2 separate regions of the Mus musculus genome follow, and region 1 is linked to region 2. A link is a loop called in an ENCODE intact Hi-C map of the cell type or tissue named here. Cell type or tissue: left cerebral cortex. All regions are shown on one strand. Each heading gives the region's core, and the rest is flanking DNA. Links, peaks and the distances in the headings are about the cores only.

Region 1 (2,922 bases), core at 153-2,652, 120 kb after region 2:
TATTGGAGTAGCCCAATTGAGATAACAAATAGAAGTAACATCATCACTGGGTGGTGGTGTGCACACCTTTAATCTTAGCACAGAGGCAGCTGAATTTCTGAGTTTGAGGCACATCTAGTCTGTAGAGTGAGTTTTAAAACAGCCAGGGATGCTCAGGGAAACCCTGTCTCAAACAAAACAAAACAAAACAAAACAAAACAAAACAAAACAAAACAAAACAAAACAAAACAACAACACCAACAAAAAGTAACATCAGATTGGGGGCATGCAAACATCCTGTTGAAATCAACTGGGGCAGTTGGAAGAGTCATCGGAGTTGCTAATTGAGCTTTTCCTCCATGTTTAGCTCCCTGTGGATGGACTTCCAGCTTCCTATTTCTACTGTGGGCATCTTTATATAATGGGATAAACAATAGTAACATCTGTTAGTGTCTTAGTTAGGGTTTACTGCTGAGAACAGACACCATGGCCAAGGCAACTCTTATAAAGGACAACATTTAATTGGGACTGGCTTACAGATTCAGAGGTTCAGTCCATTATCATCAAGGTGGGAGCAGGCAGGCATGGTGCAGAAGGATCTGAGAGTTCTACATCTTCATCAAGGCTGCTAGTAGAATACGGACTCCCAGGAACCTAGGATGAGGGTCTTAAAGTCCACACACACAGTGACACACCTACTACAACAAGGCCACCTACTACAACAGGGCCACACCTTCTAAAAGTGCCACTCCCTGGGCCGAGCATACACAAACCATCACAGTTGGAAATGGTGTAGCTTCTAGCTAATCTCAAGGACACCGTATTTTAAATCTTGGGTTGTTTGCTGTGCTTATCCCTCCATGTAAAGGTGTTTTGAAGAACATTTAAAATAAGCAAGCTAGCGTCTGGGGCAGGATGTTGTTCCTTGCTCCTAGATTCAGTCTTGAATTATTTTTATTTATTCTTTGGAAGTTTAATACATAATATTTTGATCACACTCACTAAAATTCTACCAGACACACCCACTCTCCCTTGCTTACCCAAATTTGTGTTCTTTTTTTCCAACCCATCAGGTTCAATGTGTGCTACCCATAGATTCATGAGTGTGTGCTACCAATGTGGTTGTGACAGCATGAACAAGACCTGTGCAGGCTTAATTCTAGAGTCTACTTTCAACACATTTAAACATCTCAGGTAATTTACCATATATAATCTCACTTAGAGAGCTTAGGTGAATGCTTTAATATTCTTTCCTAAACTTTAAATTAATTTTTGTTCAATTTTCTGTGCCTTTACTTATTTTTAGCCAAAACTAACTGTAATGAATGCATCTACATACATTCTGGCTCTTTGTCCCATTTCCCTAAGACTTTCCTACAGAGCCTACCTGCCCTAGAGAAGAGATCAATTATGGGCTTTTTATGCATACTTGTGTTTCTTTTTTCATTTGTTCTATGTGCAACCATTAGTCCTGTAAAGGTGTCTGATACTTCCCTCCTTTCTTACAGGAAGAGGACAAGAGGACTTCTGGAGTGGACTATGGTGCACTCCTTCAAATATACTGCAGAGAGGCATGAAAGAATGGGCTAAGGCCCCACCCAACACTGCTTTGGAGGAAGCGAGAAGCTGTTCCAATCCAGCAGCTGATATTTACACCTCTGAATAATGTGTGAAGGCAAGTGTGGAACCAGTAGCAGATGACTCCAGAGAAATCAGGAAATGAGGCCTTTGACAAAGATGCAGGCTATTTATGTGAAACTGGGTAACTGCTAAAAATACATCCACGGTACCAAATGCTCATTTCAGATACAAGAACTGTACAAAGAACAGAGTCATTTTCATCCATCTCCACCTAGGCTGCTGGCCTAGGTATTTATCATCTTCAGTAAACATCACAATTTCCCAGACCAGAAATGGCAGGCAAATCTAGTCCCAGCTCCTGAGTGTAGACTTCACCTTAAGTGGATGGAAAAAAGAGAAAACAAAGAATAATGTTCATTTCCAGTTTGATGCTTTATGATGCTGGGAGTTCATTCGGGTGACTAATAGCACAGAGGGCAGGTGGAACTCCAGTTTGCAGGAGTCGTGCCTAAAATTGATTGTAGAAGGGACATGATACACACTAGGTGAGAGATTTCATGCAACCAAACAATTCGACTGGACTTTTCATATTTAAATTCATCTACACAGAAAAGACTAACCAATGCTACAAGTTGTAGAAAAAGCATGCTTGATTGAGACAAATGGTCTGCTCCTAATTGAGATGATGTTTTTCAAGACAATTCAGGAAATACCTGAATTATAAATACTTGTCAAACTTTATATATACAGTTTCCCTACACACATATACAAGCACATTTTATGATAAGATATAACATAAATCAATCACAGAAAGAGATTAACAACAAAAACTGACAATAAAAGAACAATTACAACAATCGAGATTGAGCCCTCAGTTATAACAATAAAATAGAATATTGTCATCAATCAAACATTGCCTCTCTTACTTTTGAGGTCATTGTAAGTAAAATAAGGATTAATCAAATACAAACACTGAAATACCACGGTTTATCCAATACAGATGGGACTTCCGAGCAGCAAACAGGTAGTATATGCAGTTTGAAACAATGGCCAAAGGAATGGCTTATGTTCAAATAGAGCAGCGGTAGGTTTCATCATGGACCAACAGTGCTCACTCAAGGCATCCAGGACACAAGAAAGGGGTTTTGTCCCTCAATAGTTTAGGTTATATGTAAGAAAAATAGACATCTGAAGGAGTACCGTCAATAAAGCCAGCCATTAACATTTAGAGTGATTTTAGCCATACTTAGCAGCTTTTAATAGGACTTACCTGATGCTCTCAATTCTGTTTGTTTGTGTGTGTGTGAGAGAGAGAGGGGGGGGGAGGCGGGAGAGGAGGGGAAGAGAGAGAAAGAAAGAAAG
Region 2 (2,922 bases), core at 233-2,732:
AAATTCTTATTGGGCTTCAGGATTTTCCTTCCCCAGAGACCTTCTCCTCCACAACCATGGAATCAACTGGGTAGCCTCAGTTAAACCTTGTGGTGCCTCCCCTTTTCCTCTGTACTTCTGGAGATTGAATCTAAGACCCTGTGCATGCTAGGCGAGTGCTCTACCAATGGGCTACAATGCTATTCAGGAGTATTCTCCTTTCTTGACCATTACTTTAATTTGCCTGCATTATACCCACAATGCATCCAACTTTCTTTTTTTCTCTAGTTGAATTCCAGGCTATGGATTCTCTTCTCATTTGTCCAATCATGGTTAAAGAATTTCCCAATATTTCCTGATTTACTTATACAGGATTCTTCAGGACCAAGGCACCTTGCTATCTTCAAAGTAGACAAAGAGTGGAGTTAGATGCAGTGTATTCGGCCTTATGTTGTGTCTTTGATCCATTTGGAGGTTTTTATGCAGAGTGATAAATGTGGACCTATTTGGAGACATCCACAAGCAGCAGTCCACTTTGATCAGCACAGTTTGTTAAAGATGCTACCTTTTATCCACGTGTGTTTCCAGGTCATTCATAAACACACACACACACACACACACACACACACACACACACACACACACATATCACATATGGAGATGTATGAACTTACGTCTAAGGCTTCAGTTTGACTCAATTTATTCACCTGTCTGTTTGTATGCCAATATTATTCTGTTTTTATTACTATAGCTCTGTAGCATCATTTGAGATTGGGGGTAGTGATGCCTTCAGTAGTTCTTTCATTATCCAGGATTGTTTTAGCCATCCTTTTTGGTTTAGTTTCTGTTCATTTGTTTCCAAATCTGTAAAACTTTTGTACCACGTGGAAGATGGCAATCCGCCACCATGGTCCCCATCCAGTCATTAGCATGGCTTCTCACCAGTGGAGGAGCTTTGGCATAAAGCTGTGTGCATTAGTGCACACCATATGCAACAGCAAACGGTTATGCTGACACTAAATAATTAAATTGAGAAGGATGTTTCTTTTATCAGAAGGTAAGAAAAGATACATCAAAACTGAAGAAATCCCTCTCCCTGAGATAATTTTATGAACAATCTTAACATTTCATTTAATCTAAACAAATTTTAATACATCTGTGAAAGTAATACAATTTTTTGGCAGATGAGAAATCTTTCCCTGTCATGGTGTTTGTATATAATCAGATATAACCCAGGCCAACACAGGTAGGCTCCTATACCTCACTTCAGCATCGTGGAAATTCCTCCGATACTTGAAAGAGCAGAGCCTTAGATGAACCTAACTGATGCCTTTATTAAAGAACTTATTTTTCATGATGTTATTTCAAATTATTCTTTTGTTTGGCACCTCGGGTGGGGTTGGATGCTGTATGTTCAAGACAATGCACATTCAGATTTTTCTTTCTTGTGTGTATCAATAAAGCAAGTTGATTTTTTTAAAAAGACACGGAAGGAGATCTATATGATCATTTTAAGCAGTTGTAAGGCTGCAGAAAGTTCTAATTCCTGTGAAAGGCAATTCCTACCACCAGGTGGCAGCAGAGCTAAAACTCTGGCCAGTTGGTGTGACCTGTCTTGCATAGCCAGCTTGAACAAAGGCAACAATTCACACAGACCCCCATGAACCAGAAGTAGAAAATCCCACAATGGACAGGAGCTAATGAGACTGTCTCAGCCTTGCTTCCTGCTAACCTCAGCAGGGACAGTCTGGGACATGCACACTCAGCAGAACAATAGTCAAGAGGTAGCAGGTGATCCATAGAACCATAACCCCCTGTGAAGACCAGGTTGTATCAGTAGCACTAGAGTATCCCCTTGGGTGTCTTGGGTCTAGAGCAACTGCTGAATGTCATGGAGGTTATTCCCCGGCCCTAGGGTGCCCAGGTTGGAAGACCAGGCTTGGAGCGTCATCAGAATGCCTCCTGGAGGACAAGAGTTTCTACAGCTGCTCTGCTCTGGCTCTGGTATATTGTCAGGATGGTCATATCGCTTGCCTGATTCTTTCGCAGCGCCTCAAAGGGGCCTGGCACGATGCTGTGCGATTGTAGAGTCATTTCAGCACACTCACAGGCTCACATTTACCACCAGGCAACTCTCTGACTTGCTCTTACTGTTTCCAAACTACTTCTCTTCTCCCTCAGAGAGCTTGTCAAAATCTTGATGCTATCAGAGGCTGCATCCTTAGGGACACCACACAGTTCACCTGCTGTTGTAGTTCATGCCTCTAGTCTTAGCATTCAGGAGATGGGGGCAGAAGGATTGCCATTAGTTTAAGGTCAGCCTGAGTCACATAGTGAATACCAAATCATCAGGACTATATAGAAAGATGTTTCAAAAGCCAAACATTAAAGAACACTGTACCATGGTTAAGAGGTGACCACTTCTGCTACTAAGCAGGAAGTGGTTTGGTCTGAGCCCCCATTTCCCTAACTGTAAAATTATTTGCATTGTGCCCAAAGTAACCCCTTGGATGGAGTCTCTATCTTCAACACTTCCTACAAAATCAGGGCTTAGATTATCGTAAAGGGTCTCCCCTATATCATCCAAGCCTTTGTCAAGGTAAAGGAAGGGCAGGTTGTCTCAGGAAGATGGACTCTGAGGCCACCCTGCAGGCATCCCTGCAGCTTGTAGGTTTACTGTGATGATGGCTTATGTCTCAGGAGTTGGGAACTGGAATGAAATGGCCAGCTTAGTAGGTGCTGTTCCTAGAGACAGCTTCTTTCTATGGATGCTGGCATCTGGGAGGACCGCAGGCTCTCCCCACAATTATTCTAACAGCTACAACAATTACACAATAATATAAGCCATGATGAGCCCTATCTTCTCATAGCTGACAGTAGTGTCTGCCTAGAGCTGCCACATGCCAATGTCCATATCAGCACACTGCCCAATTCACAATAAAT

Evidence for each region. Hi-C counts contacts between places; a loop is a spot of excess contacts. Peaks named below come from ENCODE experiments on the same cell type or tissue, not always from the same donor. Only the 100,000 strongest peaks of a DNase experiment are listed, where the experiment ranks them.
Region 1: a loop joins it to region 2, with 2.4 times the contacts of the local background. A loop is called at or near these places in 2 of 42 quality-filtered maps.

Annotation. Positions count from the first base shown.
Region 1 is chr9:89,551,606-89,554,527 of GRCm38, reverse strand. It overlaps Gm47403 (a long non-coding RNA gene), which reads left to right. Exons shown (of 3, transcript XR_003948202.1): 2 at 1,053-1,173; 3 at 1,488-2,922. Among named protein-coding and RNA genes, the nearest start is that of Gm47403, 7.1 kb to the left of the region's middle. In left cerebral cortex, for the core only: no CTCF peak of the experiment used is centred there; a DNase peak (open chromatin) is centred at 1,666.
Region 2 is chr9:89,673,075-89,675,996 of GRCm38, reverse strand. No RefSeq gene overlaps it. Among named protein-coding and RNA genes, the nearest start is that of Tmed3, 31 kb to the left of the region's middle. In left cerebral cortex, for the core only: a CTCF peak has its summit at 1,551 (motif pointing right); a DNase peak (open chromatin) is centred at 1,558.